Linked DNA regions of Homo sapiens: region 1 is linked to region 2. Evidence: chromatin contacts called from ENCODE Hi-C or POLR2A ChIA-PET data. All regions are on one chromosome and are shown on one strand. Each heading gives the region's core, a stretch centred on a gene start or an enhancer-like site at or near the end of the contact. The rest is flanking DNA. Distances are from core to core; before and after follow the strand shown.

Region 1 (5,488 bases), core at 1,261-3,760, 600 kb before region 2:
AAATATATATTTATATATTTAGTTTATAGATAAATATATATTTATATATTTAGTTTATAGATAAATATATATTTATATATTTAGTTTATAGATAAATATATATTTATATATTTAGTTTATAGATAAATATATATTTATATATTTAGTTTATAGATAAATATATATTTATATATTTAGTTTATAGATAAATATATATTTATATATTTAGTTTATAGATAATATATATTTATATATTTAGTTTATAGATAATATATATTTATATATTTAATTTATAGATAATATATATTTATATATTTAATTTATAGATAAATATATATTTATATATTTAATTTATAGATAAATATATATTTATATTTAATTTATAGATAAATATATATTTATATATTTAATTTATAGATAAATATATATTTATATATTTAATTTATAGATAAATATATATTTATATATTTAATTTATAGATAAATATATATTTATATATTTAATTTATAGATAAATATATATTTATATATTTAATTTATAGATAAATATATATTTATATATTTAATTTATAGATAAATATATATTTATATATTTAATTTATAGATAAATATATATATATATATATATACACACACACATATTAAGAGGCAATAACTCACTATGTTACTCAGGCCACTTTCGAACTCTTAGGCTCAAGCCATCTTCCTGCCTCTGCCTCCCAAAGTGCTGGGATTACAGGCGTGAGCTGCTATGCCTGGCCTGCCCATTTTAAAATTGGATTATTTTATTTTTTCCTGTTGAGTTGTTTGAGTTCCTTATATATACTGATTGTTCATCCATTGTCAGATGAGTAGTTTGCAAATATTTTCTCCCATTCTGTGGGTTGTCTCTTTACTGTTGATTAATCATTTCTTTTGTTGTGCAGAAGCCTTTTAACTTGATGTAATCCCATTTGTCCATTTTTGCTTTGGTTGCCTGTGCTTGTGGGGTATTACTCAAGAAATCTTTGTTCAGATTACTGTCCTGTAGCATTTGCCCAATGCTTTCTTCTAGTAGTTTCGTAGTTTCAGGTCTTAGATTTACGTATTTTATCCATTTTGATTTGATTTTTGTATGTGGCGAGAGATAGGGGTCTAGTTTTATTCTTCTGCATATAGATATCCAGTTTTCCCAGCACCACTGATTCAAGACTTCCTTTTCCCAATGTATATCCTTGGCACCCTTGTTGAAAATGAGTTCATTGTAAATGTGTGAATTTATTCCTGGGTTCTGTATTTGGTTCCATTCGTCCATGTGTCTGTTTTTATGCCGGTACTGTGCTATTTTAGTTACTATAGCTTTTTAGTATAATTTGAAGTCAGGTAGTGTGATTCGTCTAATTTTGTTGTTTTTGCTTAGAACAGTTTTGGCTTCTCTGGGTCTTTTGTGATTCTATATAAATGTTAGGATTATTTTTTCCATTTCTGTGAAGAATGTCTTTGGTATTTTGATAGTGATTGCATTGAATCTGTAGATTGTTTTGGGTAGTATGGACATTTTAACAATACTGATTCTTCCAATCCATAAATTTGGAATATCTTTCCATTTTTTTTTATGTGTGTTCTCTTTGGTTGCTTTCATCAGTATTTTATAATTTTTATTTTAGAGATCTTTCACTTTGGTTATATTTATTCCTAAGTATTTTATTTTACTGGTAGCTTTATAAATGGGATTACTTTCTTGGTTTCTTTTTCAAATTGTTTGCTGTTGGCATATAAAAATGCTATTGATTTTTGTATGTTGATTTTGTATGCCGTAACCTTACTGAATTTATTTATTAGTTCTGATAGTTTTTTTAGTTGCATACACATGTATCATGGTTAGCATATATCCACATAACTTTTTTTGTGGCATCGTGTGCAATACGTACATTACAGAAAAATAAATATATTTTGTTGGTTTGTGTGTTTGTTGATGTCTAAATGATAAAGCTAAGTAAAAACTTATAAACATGATTATATTTGTAGCAACAACTTTTTATCAATATGGACACCACAGAATTTGTTAGATTATCTCCTTATGTGGCCTTTATAACCCATTTCTAGAAAGGTCAGAGTAAATTATGTTGTTTAAGCTATAAATTATCTATTTTTTTCCACTTGAGAATACCTTTTCCCCTAGGCAAGCATTTCTGCTTAACACAAATAGGTTTTAGGTCACAATTATTAGATGGCATTGCAGAGTTGATGGAATCAACACATCATGACTTGAAATTCAGGTCTGGGCAGAGTCTAGACACTTGTTTTGGTAATAGGAATATCTGGGCTGTTCATATACAGTTAGCTCACATTTGGACAGAAAACCTTTCTCCGCATTAAGATTTCGAAAGCTTTTAGCCTCTGTAAAATGTCTAGTGGTGCCGAATAAGAATAAGGGAAAAAAGTTCTTGTAGAAAAACATCCTTTCCCTTGTAACCAGTTCCTATTCACGTAAGAAGGTAATAGCTATTCCTTCATTCAGTAATGAAGTTGAAGTAATCCTCCAGGGTACTCATTTTACACAAAAACAAATTGCAGTTTTCATTTGCATCACTGGGTGGCGATTTTTCATAGCCTTATACTACTATTTAAAAATCCAGCAAGCATGGCACTATTCGTAATTACCAGGGTTTTCTCCTGTTATGACATGTTTAATTGTACTTTTAAGACATTATCTTTAAGTTGATTACAAATTTACTAGTGTAGTGGCAAGCTCATAGTTATTTTAAGTTAGGAAAAGGGATATTGCGTAAATGTTAGGATATAATTCCTTCCAAAACTAAGACAAAAGCATGAATTAGCTTATTATGTTATAGCAAAAAGAAGGAAAAATAACAACAAAAAGTAATAGGATATAAATGAAAAGGAACAATTTAGATATTGTTGTTGGTTCACTAATATTGTTGACCAAATATTGAATATAACTTTGAAGCAGGCAGAATGAAATTGGGCAAACACTATTGTAGAGATTAAAGGAATTGGGTTACAGTACAAGGGAAATGCATCATGGTTTTCAGAATATGCAGGTGCTTCTTCAAGTAGGGCATAAGAACTTCTAGTTTCCATTAAGCTAATTATTTTGTAACACTTGCTGAATTTAGAACCAGAATTTAATAATTCACAGCAGCTTGGATTTCACCTTTTAAAATACTTAAAACACATTGAAATATGTAATTTAGTCTCACCTTCTGTTTTCCAGTCTCAATGATCAGTCAGATATTGAAAATAAGTGAGTTATTTTTAAGATTATCTCCTATGGAATTCCTCATTCTGGGAACCAAACCACATATACATACTTCATTTAAACTATCATATTTTTATATGGAACTTTTAAAGGTAGTCTCTTCATCGCTGTGTTGTTTCCTTTATTTAAAAGTGGAAATTTAGCTGTATACATAAAAATTTACATTCTAAGGAATGAGGGACAGTAAGTCACTTTGATTCTGTCTAGGGTTGAAGGCTTTAATTAAAACAGTGACAAAAACTAAACAGGTTTTCAACATGTGCTTCCTATTTTTATTGCCTGTTCTTACAAAAAATGTATACCAGATCTTTAAAAAATTAGAGTGTTTATGGATTAAAAAGTAACTTACCCTATCGCTGTCTCCTTACCCACGTATCGGGATATCCAGAAAAACTCGATTTACATTTAATTTACTTAGCAGTTTTTGTGTTTTTACTTTTGACCTTTAAATTGCAAAGCAAGTATGCCAGGATTTTTCAACTAACTTCATGATGTAGATGCTTGTTTTTCTATTAAGAAATGTGGAGTTGTGTGTCTAATGGATAGAATTAACAGTATTTTCAGTCACTGTTACCTGATTCTGGTTTACCTGTTAATCTAGCAGCGTTTCAGTTTCAGTTTTTCGGAGGTGAAAAAGTTAGGTTAGGCCATCCCCGTGTGGGGTACACCACCCTTCCTTAACTCCTTGAATGTACAGTGAAAGGCAATTGCATGAAGGAAGAGGAGAGGTGCCAACTGTACTCAGAGGCAGAACTGAGCCTTCTGTTTGGCACAGTTAATTGTGGGAAAGTCATTCATTTTTTTCGGGGACTCAGTGGATTTAGTTGACTCAAACGTAAATTAGGGATCTATCTCTCTGTGATTCTAACCCTTCTGTGCATTAGGGGATACTTAGAAAAAAATACTGGTGCTGGGACCCATTCCTAGATTCTGATTAAAAGGTCCTGGGATTAGGCCCAGGAATTGATTTTTTCCCCCCAGAGTTCTCCAGATGATTCTAGAGTTCATGCAAGGCTGAGAAGCACTACAGTTCACTCTCTAATAATTGTATGTCATCAAATAATGTGTTGAGACACTTTGAAAAAGACTTCATAAAATATAAAGTTACAGTTTCTTTTTTAGTTGAGCCATAAACAAAAAGCAAATAAAACCACAGAATTTCTGGGTAATTACATTTCCTTCAATATATTAAATCATTAAATAGAAAAAGAGCAGAAAGCTTCATACATGATCCTATGAAATGAAATTTGTTTTCTTTTCCTTTTCTTTTTTTTAGACGGAGTTTTTGCTCTTGTTGCCCAGGCTGGAGTGCAGTGGCATGGTCTCTGTTCACTGCAATCTCCGCCTCCTGGGTTCAAGTGATTCTCCTGCCTCAGCCTCCCAAGTAGCTGGGATTACAGGCATGCACCACCACACCTGCCTAATTTTTGTATTTTGGATAGAGACAGGGTTTCACCATGTTGGCCAGGCCGGTCTCAAACTCCTGACCTCAGGTGATCCGCCTGCCTTGGCCTCCCAAACAGCTGGGATTATAGGCGTGAGCCACTGCTTCCAGCCAAAATTCATTTTCTATGAGTAATATACAGTTTTCCCTTGGTATCTGTGGGAAATTGGTTCCAAGACCCCCGCTCATACCAAAATCCATTGACGCTCAACGCTCTGATATAAAAGAGCATAGTTTTTGCATGTGACCTACATACATCCTCCCATATACTTTAAATCATCCCTAGATTACTAAAATACCTAATGCAATGTAAATGCTATGTAAACAGTTGTTTTACTGTATTGTTTGAGGAATAATGACAAGAAAAGAAGCCTGTACATGTTTAGCACAGATGCAATTTTTTTTTTTTTTGAGACAGTGTCTCACTCCATCACCCAGGCTGGTGGCAGTGGCACAATCTTGACTCACTCCAACCTCTGCCTCCCGCGTTCAAGCAATTCTCATGCCTCAGAGTCCCAAGTAATTGGGATTACAGGCGTGTGCCACCATTCCCGGCTAATTTTTTTTTTTTGTATTTTTAGTAGAAATGGGGTTTCACCATGTTGGCCAGGCTGGTCTTGAACTTCTGGCCTTGAGTGATCCACCCCTTTCGGCCTCCCAAAGTGTTGGGATTACTGGCCTGAGCCACCACGCTTGGCAACCACAAGCAATTTTTTTTTCTGAATAATTTTGATCCACTGTTGGTTGAATCCACCCATGAGGAACTCATGGATACGGAGGGCTGACAGTTTTTGAAACCTTAGA
Region 2 (5,354 bases), core at 2,154-4,653:
TTGGTTTATCAGCTCAACTAAATGACAGTGACTTAGTCAGCTCTTTGCAATTCTTTGGATCTTTTCCTTGATCACAAGATGGTTGTAGGAGCTCCAAATTGTCTTTAAGACCTAGGTGAGCATTGCAGACAGGGAAGAAGAGGGCAAAAGCTTTCTCCTATCAAGGGTCTGGTTTTAGCCTCGAAGGAAGCCCTGGTGGACTTATCCTTAGATCTCATTGGCCAGAAATGGCTCACATGTCCAACTCTAGACTCATGACTGTGAAGTGAAAATTACCTTGATTAATTTCCTAGCTGTCCCTAAATCAAGGGATCCCTGCCAGTTTTCTGAGGTTCCGTCTGCAGTAAAAGGAAAGAAAGGCTGTAGTGTAGGCAAGGAACTGTGTCTGCCACACTCATATATTTCAATTACCCTCTCTATTCTTCCACCACTACCACCACCACCCCAGTTCTAAGAGCTAGCCTGACTGAACTGCCTTTGATACCCAAACATGCGAGGCTCTCTGTGGTTTCTGGGTCTTTGCACATAACTTGCTCTGCCCTATATATACTCTCTTCCCTTCATTTACTAGCATCTTGGTCTGGGTGGCTCCTACCTTTCTCTTTAGGCCTCAACTTAGACATCATTTCCTTTAGAAAGCCTTCCCTAATATATTGTAATTTTATACTTACTTATTCATATCCCCCACTGGGCTATAAACTTCTTGATGGTGTGTCGTCTGAGTCTTATTTCTCTATTGCCTCACATAGAACCTGCACGTTGTAATGATCAATAAATACTTGCAGAAGTAGATGAAGCACTTCTTGGGTGCACTCAGAATCAACTTGTGTGAGAACCATTTAAAACATGGCTCATAAAAATTTAGGTATTAACTTACTTCTGATTTTTGTTAAAGAGAATGGACAAAGAAGTGATTTATTTTAAAATACCTGATAAATATTTACATTTTAAAATCTTTGCCACGATGGCTTCCAAAGAAAGAACATAGCAAAGGATGATTCCCCACTTAGGCAGGGCAACATTTATTTTACTTGTCTTACAGCAGGACTAAAGATTCTAAGATTTTTTTTGAATGGTCCTTAAATAGTTTTACAAATAGTCAGAGTTCTGCACATGGACTCAACATAAAAACTGAACGTAGCTAAGTGATTAACTTACTTCTTGAACTTCTTAAGATGTTGTCTTACTCTGTAACTTCTTGCTAACATGTTATTCAAAGAAGCAATAAGGTGACATGACAAGGCACTTCCAGTTCTTTTCCAAACAAGGTAATTTTAAATCAGGAATAAAACGAAGCAAGAGAAAAATAATCACCAAATGTGATTAATATAAAGTAGCAGCATTTGGAAATTTTAGCACTTTGAAGTTGGACATTCAGTTTGTAATTAATATGAGGTAATGAATTATTTGTTCGCAAATATTAAAAAATTTACCAGGCATAGTGTGGGGGGCTTCTTTAGGTTTTAGAAGTAGTAGTGCCACCTTTGGGTGTCATACTCTGACTTTTTCTGGGTGGCCTTGACCTGCCAAAAGCTGCCTGTTTTGAGTGAGGCCGAAAGTGGGAAGTAGCTGTCCAGCTGGCTCAGGCTGCAAGGCAAGCAGCTCTGCCCTTTGGCCCTTGTGAGCAAATGGATTTGGTGCTGCTGAAATGGTGTGCAGCCCATTGGAGAGCTATATGGCATCCATGACAAGTGCCTACAAGAGCCATCGTAGAGGAGAACTTCTGTGTTTGGGAAAATGTGAAGACCCCTTTAGCAGATGACCCTTTATTTTGAAACATGACTCCTGACTTGTTCCTGGGCTCTGATAGAGACTGAAAGACCCAACTCTCTGGTGTAAGATGATCTCAGTACTTTGATACCTGACATGGAATGAGTGTTGTCTCAGGTACTTAGCCACAAAGTCAAGCATTCCCAACGGTAGTCCACATTGAGTGAACTGAAAAGGAAGAAAAAACTATGAGGCTGAGCCTGTGGAGAAGCCTAAAAACACAGATAAACGGTACAAGCAGGCAGTCGTATTCCTACTACATTACTTTTTCTTCCTATGCTTCATGGGAGTTTCCAGTGACTAGTGGTCCAATGAGAGAGTTCTTCACTGAGAGACCTAACTTGAACCTGGTGTACAAATGGCCTTGCACAATATGCTAGCCCCAGACAGGATGAGAGGAAGCGTTGCTGTCCTTCAGTGTGGCTGTGAAGTATAGTGGAGAAGGAAAATGCTCACAATAGTTGATTCTGAGCATGAATTTCATTGTCTACTTGACCTGGAAGGAAATATTGTCAACTTTATCTGAGGTCAGGATCTACACCAATTCCTGAGGTAATGATTTGCTCAGAGGTGATATTCAAAATATTTAACACATAAGACAATTGGAATCTATCACTGAAACTAGTCTTGAAGTCCAGTTTTGCCAGATGTTAACCCTTTGGTTTCTGAATTGTGGGGAGTCAGAGATGTCCCTGAGGGAGGGATCGATTGACTTGGGCAATGGTGGGGATACTGGGCAGGGGCTTGGAACAGGGCAATATTTTAGAGATGCTTAAAGCTGATGAGTACACAATGAGTCATTTTTAGTCCTGGTCTGATTAGACGGTCAGAGACTTAGAAGGATCAAGATTGGAGAACTGATGACAAGTAGGTTTTAAGGAAAGTTGATGCACCATTGAAAATGGGCCCAAAGTGTGAAAATATCTGGGTTAATGTGAGTCCTCACTGAGAAGCCATTATTGTAGAAGAGTTTGTGTATTAGTCCATTCTCATACTGCTATAAAGAAGTGCCCAGGACTGGGTAATTTATAAAGGAAAGAGGTTTAATTTACTCACAATTCCACATGGCTGGGGAGGCCTCAGGAAACTTACAATCATGGCTAAAGGGGAAGCAAACACATCCTTCTTCACGTGATGGCAGGAAGGAGAAGGATGAGAGCTGAACAAAGGGGGAAGCCCCTTATAAAACCATCAGATCTTGTGAGAACTTACTATCGTGAGAATAGCATGGGGAACACCATCCCCATGATTCAATTACCTCCCACAAGGTGCCTCCCATGACAGGTGGGGATTATGGGAACTACAATTCAAGATAAGATTTCAATGGGGACATAGCAAAACCATATCAGTTTGTTAATATCCAAGAGAACAAAGTGATTTCTTCTATGGGGGTCAGACATCCTCTGTTCCCAGTCAGTTTCTTGGCTTATGGATATAATAGCTGCTATTGCCAGAATGGAGGTAATTCTTGGGCCTAACAGCATAAATTTCCTTTTACCAGACGCATCTGTATATTGCTAGCAGCAGTGACTGTCACTGCACCTCTAGGGAACTTGGTCTGCTGGTAGTGGGAAAGTTATTTTAAGTTGGGAATGCTTCTTTATCATGGAGTGGCAGCAACTCATCCAGTGGCACTCATCCAGTGGCAGTACTGGAATAGTCTTTCTGAACTTGGATTTGCTTTCCCTGCTTACATACCACTAACACATCGGCAGGATTCTATATATGGCCTCTGACCAATGAACTCACCACTTGATAAGTAAGGCAATAGGCTAATAACTCACTGGCCTTACTGTATAAATATCCAATCATCCTCATGAAGCTATTGAAATGACCTATTGAAAACTTTGCCCTAGTGCCATTTGGAAAATAGCAGATGTGATATGGAGTGTTACGTTGTAAGATATAGAACATGAGCAGAAACAATGACTAATACATTGGTTATTACTTTCAGAGCCAAAACACAACCTAAGAATCTAGGGATGAAGGCACCTCTTACAATTATACTTATTCTCTCACTCTTAGAATTTTTGCTTTAATTTTTAAAAATTGTTCTCTTAACTCTTTTAGCCTAAGGAATTTAGTACCCAATGGAGGACTGCTTCAAGCAAGAGTTTTTGTTTGTTTGTTTGTTTGTTTTAAAAAAGTAGGTTTTATTGAATTGGCAGCTGAGATTGCCACCTGGAGATTTTGTATTCTTTATACAATCAGGGCAAAGATGCTTGGCAAGCTGAGGTGTTGGCTGAAAGCCAGGAGAACTTGGAGCAAACAGGGAAAGTACATATTTTATATGTCAGCAGCAGTCTCATGCGTTCTTGCAGAATGGAGGACAGTAGCCTTCCCCAGTATTTCCTTATTTGCTGCTAAGTATACTATTTATCTCACATTTCCTTTAAACATGAGAATTAAACAAATTTTCTTTTTCTTTCTCCCAGGGCTATATAATGTAATCTAAATATCAATTAAATCCACCATGTAGTTCATAGGCTGAAGAATACTGAGATGGGGTTGTGATAACTGAGAAGGAATGGACATAAGTCAGAGGTCATAGACTTGAAGGACAATGTCTCACCTCTGAGTGCAGTTGCTGGAAATGACTTTGCTTGTCTTCTATTGCCATTGTGTGATGATTGGTTGAATCATGTGTTATGGGTGTTTTTTTTTTGGTACAGGTAAAGAAAGATATGTATGTGAGTAAGCAAGCATGTGTGTATTCTGGGCAGCCAGAGGGTAGATTGTAGCAGATAGCTTTGGGGGTAGCTGTATGGCTATGGCTAAGCATGGCTCCTTTCTCAGAAGGATTATTTGTTTATATACAGACATAGCCCCAGGAGATCACATCTGTGCTCTGTGATTTTGTCTTCCTGGCCATAGCTGCTAGTCTGGGAGTTACCACCTATGTTCTTCATTTTGATGATTAACATTTGGCATGATGAGATAGAGAGATGGGAAGATGTGTAAACTCCTACTGAGGCCCTGGAGTGTCCCCATTTCTTGTCCTTTTGAGCCTTTGTTCCTCTCTTGCATTTTATGAAGTGCTCTATAATCCTTCTGATAACCTTCTCTCTTTGCCTAAATTAACCAGAGTTGTTTTACACTCTTTGCAACCAAAGAACATTAACAAATGTGGAAATTAAAGACTACTTAATATATATAGTGATCTTAGATGTGGTTCCTCAATTTTAACTAAAAATTATCAAGTATTTGTGAAGAAGAAAGCTACAAGAAGAAGACACCTGAGTTCATCTCTTCCTTCATGGGTTCTCCCCTTTCCCTTAATTCTTTGGTGGAAAAAACAGCATTACTGGAGTAATTAACATACATTTTTCTAGAATTAAAATTAGGAACTAGGGAGGGTGGCATGTGGAGGGAAAAAACCCAGCCATCTGGAATGAACGATTTTTTACAGGTAGCCTAGGTTAGCCAGGCTGGTGAGAAAACTAGGTCAGGAGGTGAAGACACATGGACCTGGAGTAATGGCAAGCATAGGATGAAAACATGCAGAACCTGGTTGAAGTTCTCCTGCACTAGCTTCCTCATATGTTGCCATTTCATCAGTCTTGCTGTCACTGGGACAAAGACAC

Evidence for each region. Hi-C counts contacts between places; a loop is a spot of excess contacts on that map. ChIA-PET counts read pairs that join two places held with the same protein, here RNA polymerase II (POLR2A). Pooled maps may share reads with other maps.
Region 1: a map of cardiac septum shows a loop between it and region 2 (2.6-fold over the local background). The contact joins two enhancer-like sites. A Hi-C loop is called at or near these places in 17 of 168 maps with a recorded cell type or tissue (A673, CD4-positive, alpha-beta memory T cell, CD8-positive, alpha-beta T cell and 13 more), 15 of 37 single-sample maps with no recorded cell type and 31 of 50 pooled maps. POLR2A ChIA-PET finds 5 or more read pairs at or near these places in 1 of 52 experiments (MCF 10A).

Annotation. Positions count from the first base shown.
Region 1 is chr7:7,679,126-7,684,613 of GRCh38, forward strand. The region is part of intron 4 of RPA3 (replication protein A3); the gene reads right to left. All of the region lies in intron 2 of UMAD1 (UBAP1-MVB12-associated (UMA) domain containing 1), which reads left to right. Among named protein-coding and RNA genes, the nearest start is that of RPA3, 37 kb to the right of the region's middle. Within about 2 kb of position 2,511, at least 10 of the 41 ENCODE cell types and tissues checked have a DNase peak (open chromatin) inside an H3K27ac peak, as active enhancers do; they include heart right ventricle, where a contact is called at or near this core.
Region 2 is chr7:8,280,768-8,286,121 of GRCh38, forward strand. The region is part of intron 3 of ICA1-AS1 (ICA1 antisense RNA 1); the gene reads left to right. Among named protein-coding and RNA genes, the nearest start is that of ICA1-AS1, 21 kb to the left of the region's middle. Within about 2 kb of position 3,404, at least 2 of the 41 ENCODE cell types and tissues checked have a DNase peak (open chromatin) inside an H3K27ac peak, as active enhancers do; they include heart right ventricle, where a contact is called at or near this core.